Regions from separate parts of the Homo sapiens genome. Here region 1 is linked to region 2. The links are chromatin contacts, found by Hi-C or POLR2A ChIA-PET in ENCODE. All regions are on one chromosome and are shown on one strand. Each heading gives the region's core, a stretch centred on a gene start or an enhancer-like site at or near the end of the contact. The rest is flanking DNA. Distances are from core to core; before and after follow the strand shown.

Region 1 (4,643 bases), core at 1,341-3,840, 1.1 Mb before region 2:
GAATCTATAGTATGAAAACTACGAGGACACTAAATGTGGGCCACAGTTGGGTTTTAAAAATTGACATGGGAACATTGTTAATTGTATAGCTTCTAGTTTCTGTAAGATGGAAGTAACTAAATGTTTAAGGGACATAATGGGATTCTTGTTAATAAGAGATAGGAATTTCTGCTTGGGTTCTTGGTAAATAGAAACTGTATCCCAAGAGTTTACTTTTCATAAAATAAGTCTTACAAATCAATAAGGAAAGATGGACACCTCATAAAAATTTGGTAAGCAATTTACTGAGGAAGGAGTATAAAAATCCTTTAAACATGAATATTGGACCTCACTAATAATCAAATCAGAAAAAAAAGGGGGGGCGCTATATCATTTGTTACCTATTAAAATGTGCCAGGAGCGGTGGGTCACGCCTGTAATCCCAGCACTTTGGGAGGCCGAGGCGGGCACATCATTTGAGGTCAGGAGTTTGAGACCAGCCTGACCAACATGGTGAAACCCTGTTTCTACTAAAAATACAAAAAAAAATTAGCTGAGTGTGATGGCTCATGCGTGTAGTTCCAGCTACTCGGGAGGCTGAGACGAGAATCACTTGAACCTGGGAGATAGGTTGCTGTGAGCTAAGATCATGCCACTGCACTCCAGCCTGGGCAACAGAGCAAAACTCCGTCAAAACAAACAAACAAAAACTGGATAAACATTGATGTAGGCCGGGCGCGGTGGCTCACGCCTGTAATCCCAGCACTTTGGGAGGCTGAGGCGGGCGGATCAAGAGGTCAGGAGTTCGAGACCAGCCTGACCAACATAGTGAAACCCCGTCTCTACTAAAAATACAAAAATTAGCCGGGCGTCGTGACGGGCGCCTATAGTCCCAGCTACTCGGGAGGCTGAGGCAAGAGAATGGTGTGAACCCGAGAGGTGGAAGTTGCAGTGAGCCAAGTCGTGCTACTGCACTCCACCCTGGGTGACAGAGCGAGACTCCGTCTCAAAAAAAAAAAAAAAAAAAAAAAATTTGATGTAATGGTTTCACTTTTAGAAATTTAAGGAAATAATCGTGGATGTTTGAAAATATTTATGTAAGGATAGTTTTTACAGCATTGCTGATGAAAATAAAAAATTAGAAATAATCCAGTTTTCAAGAATACCACTTTGATATGGAATATGTGCAGGAATTAAGATTTATGCAAAATATAGTACTTAGCAAGTATATATTCATAATATATTCATTTAGAAAGCAAGTTAGCAAATTATTTACTACACATGACCATTTTTGGAAAATGTATACCATATGAAAGACTAAATATATAAAAATGTTAATAGTTACCTCTGACTAGTGAGATTATGGATGATTTTAATTTTTGACATGTTTGTATGTTCTACAATTTGTGTGTACTTTGCAATTAGAAAAAAATAATTATAGTTAGGGTAAGATTACAGTTGCCATGTTGGGAATCACTTCCTGGACAATTTCCTTCCAATCGAAAGAAAATATACAAATCTCATGTATTGGAGGGAGACTGGGGAACCAGTGTTCACTGTACTTCTCACTACTAATTTTCTCTCTATCAAAAATAGGATATGAAACCAAGGAAGTCTGTGGAAATTAAGATAGAGCCTACTGAAACTCAGTTATTTCTCCATGCAGAAAAGAGACCTAACTTTGCCTTACAAAAAGGAAATTTTTTTTATATTAACAAATACAAAAAGTAAGCTATTAGGACAAAATCTAATTAAAATATCCAACTTTATATTTCCTCTATCTGAACCTCACAGCCCCAAATACAAGAGTTAAGACGGTTGAGTTAAAATGTATTTATTGAACCTCTACCGTGTTTGCCAGGCACTGTTACCTGGACGGCATTGGTCTACACATGTTATTTTAGCGGTGTCGCTGGCCTCTAGGGGCTCTTGTTCTAGTGGGAGGGATGATTTCTGTTTAGTTTCAGGGCTCCATTAAAATTTGTGACCTTGGGGCTTCCCGGCCTGGAGCTCAGATTGCTTGGCGAAGGCTGAGAAACAGAAAAGTGGATCAGGCGATGTGGTGCACTCCCCTTAAAAACTACCGCTGTGTTCCCCGACCTGGCAGTGGTCACTTGGAGCCCATTAATCGGGAACATCCGAGAGCGACAAGGAAGGCCGCGGGCGAGCGCGTCGCTCGCGGAGTTTCCCCGGACCTGGGATCGCCGATCCCTCGGCGCGGACACCAGCCTTGCCCATGTGGTGGTCCCTGTGGAGACCTTCCCAGCCGTTCCCGGCTACCACTTTTAGAGCCCAAGACAAACTTCGACGAGTGGCAAGGCAGTGACAAATGGAACCAAAATAGAGGGGCTAAAAGGGGACCTTCCTATAGAACCGGGGTCTTTTGTTAGGGTTTTGTTTTGTTCCTCACCATCTTCCAAACAATGAAGTCCTGGGGGAGGCTAACCACGATCAAGATTTCAGTAAACATCAGACACTGGAGAGCCGACCCAGCGACCGAAGAAGCAAAAGATCTTCTTTCCTTCCTGAAATCTGGGCAGGCTGGGAGCAAAAAAAAAAAAAAAAAAAACCCGCACACGTTTTTCGAGATGGCGATAACAGTTATAAGGCCCGTAAGAGACTTGATCCAGTTTTATGCAGAAACATTTTCTAGTCCTGCGAACCCTTTTGCTTTTTCAATCCACAAGTGGCTTTCTGCCCTTCTGTTACCAAGCAACCCTGACGTCATCGCGTTTCTGCGTGCGTGCACGACACAGAATCATTGCTTGTTGATCTCTATTTTAGTGCAAAAATCAGGGCTGTTATGCAGTGTGTCAGGATGGCCGAGTGGTCTAAGGCGCCAGACTCAAGCTAAGCTTCCTCCGCGGTGGGGATTCTGGTCTCCAATGGAGGCGTGGGTTCGAATCCCACTTCTGACACATACTTTTCTTTTTCCTCTCCTTACTTTAGAGATATCCTGATCTCAGCAGTAGGCATAAACAATTACCAACGTATATTTTTAAGAATCGGCTTTTAGGTACCGGGCGCGGTGGCTCACGCCTGTAATCCTAGCACTTTGGGAGGCCGAGACGGGTGGATCACGAGGTCAGGAGATCGAGACCATTCTGGCTAACACGGTGAAACCTCGTCTCTACTAAAAATACAAAAAAAATAGCTGGGCGTGGTGGCGGGCGCCTGTAGTCCCAGCTACTCGGGAATGAGGCAGGAGAATGGCGTGAACCCGGGAGGCGGAGCGTGCAGTGAGCCAAGATCGCGCCACTGCACTCCAGCCTGGGGACAGAGCGACACTCCGTCTCAAAAAAAAAAAAAAAAAAAAAGAATTGGCTTTTAAATTTATCTCAAAGGGCTTGTCCAAACTAAAAACATTAAAAGCGGAAGCATCGCGATATTTTTACGAAGCCGCGAGATTTGGGCCAAAAAACGCCTAATTAAAGGCAGAGGTTACTAGCGATTGGTCTCTGTGCTGCAGTGCGAGATAATCCTGATGTCGCGGGATTCGGAACGCAGATAGCTTCCTGCCTCGCCGAGGGAATGGAGAGAAGGGGCTCTGGGCGGGTTCTTTTCCCGCTTCTCGACCAGGCTCACACTCTGTGTCTCAGATCCAAGCCCTCCCCTAGATATTTCCTGGAGCACTTTCCTACCAATCTCACAACGCTGTGGCTCGTGACAGTGCAGTCTCTTTAAAAATCTTACACAGGTCCTCTGCTCTCCTATTTTCAAAACTCATGTAACCAGTTCTCAAAAATGTCTTTCGTAAATTATGCACATTCACACTCGTTTTGGCATCTGATCATTACCGTTTTGTCAGTCAAAATTGAGTACCATTTTAACCATTGAATGAAATATGAAAGCTGTACGTTCCTCTCGCAAATGTAATCACCGTGAAAAATTTATTGTATTTTTTACATTTCTTTTTTCTCTGCATTCGCATATATATATAACATTTTGTTTTTTTTTTTTAACAGAAATGTAGTCATGCTATGACATTTTTCACTTAATATATCTTGGGTTCTTTCCATGTGGAACACTTATTCTTTTCTTTTACAGAAGAAATATTGCTGGCCGGGTGCAGTGGCTCAGGCCTGTAATCCCAGCACTTTGGGAGGCCGAGGCGGGCGGATCACGAGGTCAGGAGATTGAGACCATCTTGGCTAACACAGTGAAACCCCGTCTCTACTAAAAATATTAAAAAATACAAAAAATTAGCCGGGTGTGGTGGTGGGTGCTTGTAGTCCCAGCTACTCGGGAGGCTGAGGTAGAAGAATCGCCTAAACCCGGGAGGCGGAGCTTGCAGTGAGCCCACATTGCCCGCTGCACTCCAGCCTGGGCAACAGAGTGAGACTCCGTCTCAAAAAAAATAATTAATAAATAAATAAATAAATAAATAAATAAATAAATAAATAAAACCCTATGGTAGGCCCGGAGTGGTGGCTCACGCCTGTAATCCCAGCACTTTGGGAGGCCGAGGCAGGTGGATCACTTGAGGTCAGGAGTTCGAGACCAGCCTGGCCAACATGGTGAAACCCTGTCTCTACTAAAAACACAAAAATTAGCTGAGTGTGGTGGCAGATGCCTGTAATCCCAGCTACTCAGGAGGCTGAGGCAGGAAAATCACTTGAACCCGGGAGGTGGAGGTTGCAGTGAGCCAAGATTGCACCACTGCA
Region 2 (4,958 bases), core at 1,734-4,233:
TTTAGCCAGCATGAGCTACATTAACCTGAATTTTTCCAACTTCAGTACAACCTTAGTTTTATTTCTGGCGTGTTGGCAAGAAATATACACACACCACAGTACAGGTTAGCAGAAAATTAGAAGCACCATCCGGTCAAAACCGGGCTGCGGAGATGGGAGAGCAATACACGAAGGAACTTTTGGCTACACTCAATGCTTACGGAAAAATGCCGGACATTATTAGATGTTAAGACTCCCAAAATTAGCATTCAAAAAGGGATAGGCTGAGTCTTACGAAACAGATTGTATAACGTCTGGAAATGGGCCCTATCTACTACAGGCAAAACAAGTACCAGGAAGAATTCCTGAGAGAAACAGATCTTTTCAGCGCGCATGTGGGTGGCTCTGAAAAGAGCCTTTGGGTATGTAATCAGTGAGTCCTTGAGACTCAAGCCCTCTCGCCGCGGATACGACGTGCGAGCTGGATGTCCTTGGGCATGATAGTCACCCGCTTGGCGTGGATGGCGCACAGGTTGGTGTCCTCAAAGAGCCCCACCAGGTAGGCCTCGCATGCCTCTTGCAGCGCCATCACCGCGGAGCTCTGGAAGCGCAAGTCGGTCTTGAAGTCCTGCGCGATCTCACGCACCAGACGCTGAAAAGGCAGCTTTCTGATCAGCAGCTCGGTGGACTTCTGGTAGCGGCGAATCTCGCGGAGAGCCACTGTACCAGGCCGATAGCGATGGGGCTTCTTGACACCGCCGGTGGCCGGAGCGCTCTTCCGAGCCGCCTTGGTGGCCAGCTGCTTGCGCGGAGCCTTGCCGCCGGTGGACTTGCGAGCAGTCTGCTTCGTACGCGCCATGCCTTCAGAGCTAGATTCACTTCAGGAGAAAGAGAAAGCTAGCCGCTTATTTATAGTGAGAGTCTGAAGCTGATTGGACAAAAGTATGCTGAAGGCCTACCCAACAGTAACCGGATTGGCGAAGGACTCAAATTTTTGTTGTTCACCTATTCCTCTGACAGACTTAGCAGTTCATGGTCTCCATATTTTATTTTCTATTTTCGCTATACAGTTGTTCACTATACTAGCGATTTCCAGTGGAAATGAGAGCAATATAAGTAATTTACACTTATCTAGGAGAACATTGTAACAAAACAAGGAAAAATTAATTTTTAATATTTTGCTTAATCCAATATAGCCAACATATTTCAATGTTATCGAAATTAAAATTGTTAGGTATTTTACACTTTTTGGCACTGACTTTTCCAAATGCAATGTGTATTTTATATAAAATTCATGCTATGGAATTTCCAATGATCACTATCCACAATTGGCTAGTGGCTGCAATACTGGACAGGACAGCCTTATACACCTGTCCCCTCAATTTTCTATCTTTTGACCACTTAAATTTAAAAAACTTCTATTTTTATAACCAAGAAAAGCTGGTTCGCATGTGAGAAATTCAAGGCCAAAAAATGTCAAAGAAACAACTTTATGTGAACTTTTCACTTTTAGATTAAAGTAATTCCATTGCAGCTTATTTTTCCAATACTCTAGAAATGTAATTCATTTTCTTTTAAGAATCTATTCCATTCGTACATCCAGATCTGATTCAGATTAAAAACATCAAGTCAGATATTTTAAAAGTGGAATTTACCATGCTGAAACAAATTAAGTCATCTCTGTACTAAGAAATCAATTTGTGTGGCTGGGGGTGGGAAAGCTCGGGAAATTTTAATTTCAATGAATTTTCAGAAAATGCTTCAAAGAGAACTACCTGGCACCATAAGTAACTGTTCTAATTAGTCTAATAATTATTCTCAACTCAATCATTAATGTTCAAATGCAATTAATTATACAGATTCGAGAGATATTTCTCAGAAATGAAGAATCCAAGTCGTTGATCTAGATTTGGATTGAACGTCGAATGCCCGGTTTGTTATTTACCAAGACCCAGAAAACATCTGGCCCCAAAGCAGACATGTTTGCTTCAACAGACTAAAAGTAAAACCCGACGGTGAACCATACAGAATTCAACATACTTGGATAATGCCAGCTTAGGAAAAACTAAATTTTCTTCCACTAAGCTTAAGATGAAGGCGTGTTTAATACTTTTAATGTTATCCAGGCTTTTTATAAAGCTAACGAGATTGTCACTACCTAACCAAGACACCGAAGACTGATCTACGTAACCTTTGGAGTGGTTTAGAAGTAGGCAAAGACGAGAAATTACATTAAACATAGTGCTCAGTTCTTCCACAAAATTGTAGGTGGCTCTGAAAAGAGCCTTTGGTTCCTTTGGGATTGAGTTGCTGCAAACTAATCCAGGCTTCTACTTGCCCTTCGCCTTGTGGTGGCTCTCGGTCTTCTTGGGCAGTAGCACGGCCTGGATGTTGGGCAGGACGCCACCCTGTGCGATGGTGACTTTGCCCAGAAGCTTGTTGAGCTCCTCATCGTTGCGGATGGCCAGCTGGAGGTGACGCGGGATGATGCGAGTCTTCTTGTTGTCGCGGGCCGCGTTGCCAGCCAGCTCCAGGATCTCGGCGGTCAGGTACTCCAGCACCGCCGCCAGGTACACCGGCGCTCCAGCACCGACCCGCTCCGCATAGTTGCCTTTGCGGAGCAGGCGATGCACTCGGCCTACGGGAAACTGAAGCCCGGCCCGAGAAGAGCGGGTCTTGGCCTTGGCGCGAGCTTTGCCTCCCTGCTTGCCACGCCCAGACATGGCAAAAGGCCTATTATCTATACGGTCAAGAAAGACTGAAGTGAAACTAGAAAAACGTACATTTTATAGCCTCTACTGGGCGCGAAAAGGAAGCTGTGCGATTGGCTTACGTTTTATTTTTATTTAGACCAATAGGACTCGATTATGCAGGATACCTATTTTGATTGGGCAAAACTGGCATCTGTCGTCATCCACGGATAATTACCAATCAGCAGAGACCTTCCCACTACCTCGGCCGCATAAACTATTATATAAAAAGAGGAGACCGACTTCTTGTTTTGGTTTTGCCACTATTGTTTCATTATGCCCGAGCTGGCCAAGTCTGCTCCCGCCCCGAAGAAGGGCTCCAAGAAGGCGGTGACCAAGGCCCAGAAGAAGGATGGCAAGAAGCGCAAGCGCAGCCGCAAGGAGAGCTACTCCGTGTACGTGTACAAGGTGCTGAAGCAGGTCCACCCCGACACCGGCATCTCTTCTAAGGCCATGGGAATCATGAACTCCTTCGTCAACGACATCTTCGAGCGCATCGCAAGCGAGGCTTCCCGCCTGGCGCACTACAACAAGCGCTCGACCATCACCTCCAGGGAGATCCAGACCGCCGTGCGCCTGCTGCTTCCGGGGGAGCTGGCCAAGCACGCGGTGTCGGAGGGCACCAAGGCCGTCACCAAGTACACCAGCTCCAAGTAAATTCTCAAGCTCTTGTCCAACCCAAAGGCTCTTTTCAGAGCCACTCACTATTATCTAAAGAAGAGCTGGTTCGCTCTTCCTATCACTGGGGGGCGAGGGGTCATAAATCATTTTGATCTATCCACTAAATTAATCTAGCTCTTTGAAAGCCATTTAAGGTGAAATGTACATGAGGTACGTGCATATAGCTACCAACACCATAGAGGGTCCGACCTTTGCGCTTGAGGGCATAAACTAAGTCCTTAGCAGGGACTGCTTTGCGCTTTGCTCGTTCCGTGTAAGTCAGTCAAGCGCATCCGGGATCACGTTATCCGGAAATTCCTTGAGCATCCACGGGTTTCTAAAAAGATGAGACCAGAATGCGTTTGACACCGCCAGGCCAGGCTCCAGGTGGTGGGTCTGGTGATGTCTGGATGTTGCACAGCAACTTGCGGTGGCGCCCCCTTTACCCAATCCTTTCCCTCACTTGCGCAACCAGACATGATTTTAAGGCACGACAAAAGACCCGAGGTAAAAACCAAAAACAGCACTAGGAAAACAAGGCTGGCGTTTTTAATCTTTCCGACTAAACTGGAAACTAGAGGGGTGGGCGCGGTGGCTCATGCCTGTAATCCCAGCACTTTGGGAGGTGGAGGCGGGCGGATCCCTTGAGCCCAGGAGTTCGCAACCAGCCTGGGCAACATAGCAAAACCCCGTCTCTGCAAAAAGCACAAAAATTAGCCAGGAGTGGTGGCGCGCCCCTGTTGTCCCAGCTACTTAGGGGGCTGATGTAGGAGGATGGCTTGAGCCTGGTAGGCGGAGTTTACAGTGAGCTGAGATCGCACCACTGCACTCCAGCCTGGGTGATAAAGCCAGGCCTTGTCTCAAAAAAAAAAGTGGGAGATCAGTAAAAGTTAACACCTTGCCTTCTCCTAATTGTCAATGCCTGCTAGCAAAAGATGCCAGAGTAGATTTTTAAAAGTTTTTCTTGTTTTCACCCAAACCCAACTGTTTTTCGTATACTATTTACCATCCAATTTACTAACATTTATTAAGCATCTACTATTCACCATAGGCCAGTCATAGTATTCTGCTATAGGAATGGAAAATCCTGAATAAGCCTCCCAGACCTTAATTCTCAATCATTGCTGGTGGCCCCACAAATTGGTAGTGCTTTCATAAAGGAAAATTTGGTAATACCTGTCAAAATTTTAAAATGCACCTATCTTTACATCAGAAATTTCACCCCTAGGAATTTACTATTTTTGAAAATATGCAAAATAATATATGCAGGGGTTTCCAGCAGCACTGTTTGTAGTATAAGACTGAAGCAATTTGACTGATTAGCAATAAATTACAGTACATCATTCTATCTAGTAAAAAATAAGAAGGCTCTTTTTCATAATTATTTACTGCTTATCATGTGCCAGATAATGTCCTAAAAAGCTCTCTACATATGTTAAATCATTTAGCTTTCATAACAACTTTGTGAAAAATTACTATTTTTATACCTGTTTTACAGATCATAAAATGGGGGTTCAGAGAGCTCGAGTAAATTGCCTAAAGTGTGAAATTGTACAGTGGGAAAGTTGT

The links. A loop is a pair of places that touch in the nucleus more often than their neighbours do. ChIA-PET counts read pairs that join two places held with the same protein, here RNA polymerase II (POLR2A). Pooled maps may share reads with other maps.
Region 1: a loop to region 2 is called in a pooled map, with 7 times the contacts of the local background. The contact joins the promoter of HCG14 here to the promoter of H2BC13 in region 2. A Hi-C loop is called at or near these places in 11 of 50 pooled maps. POLR2A ChIA-PET finds 5 or more read pairs at or near these places in 15 of 52 experiments (CD4-positive, alpha-beta T cell, CD4-positive, alpha-beta memory T cell, CD8-positive, alpha-beta T cell and 10 more).

The regions. Positions count from the first base shown.
Region 1 is chr6:28,894,477-28,899,119 of GRCh38, reverse strand. It overlaps HCG14 (HLA complex group 14), which reads right to left and starts at 2,590. Exons shown (of 2, transcript NR_104117.1): 1 at 2,390-2,590; 2 at 1,800-2,009. TRL-CAA1-1 (tRNA-Leu (anticodon CAA) 1-1) reads left to right here and starts at 2,792; the gene lies at 2,792-2,897. RefSeq lists enhancers at 2,278-2,913, 3,549-4,185 and a silencer at 3,324-3,487.
Region 2 is chr6:27,805,954-27,810,911 of GRCh38, reverse strand. It overlaps H2BC13 (H2B clustered histone 13), which reads left to right and starts at 2,983. Exons shown (of 1, transcript NM_003519.4): 1 at 2,983-3,433. The coding sequence starts at 3,006. The coding sequence ends at 3,386. H2AC13 (H2A clustered histone 13) reads right to left here and starts at 2,739. Exons shown (of 1, transcript NM_003509.3): 1 at 2,245-2,739. The coding sequence starts at 2,702. The coding sequence ends at 2,310. H3C10 (H3 clustered histone 10) reads right to left here and starts at 861. Exons shown (of 1, transcript NM_003536.3): 1 at 376-861. The coding sequence starts at 838. The coding sequence ends at 428. It also overlaps the pseudogene H4C10P. RefSeq lists enhancers at 1,879-2,477, 2,396-2,595, 2,936-3,165, 3,416-3,515, 3,078-3,677 and 4 more.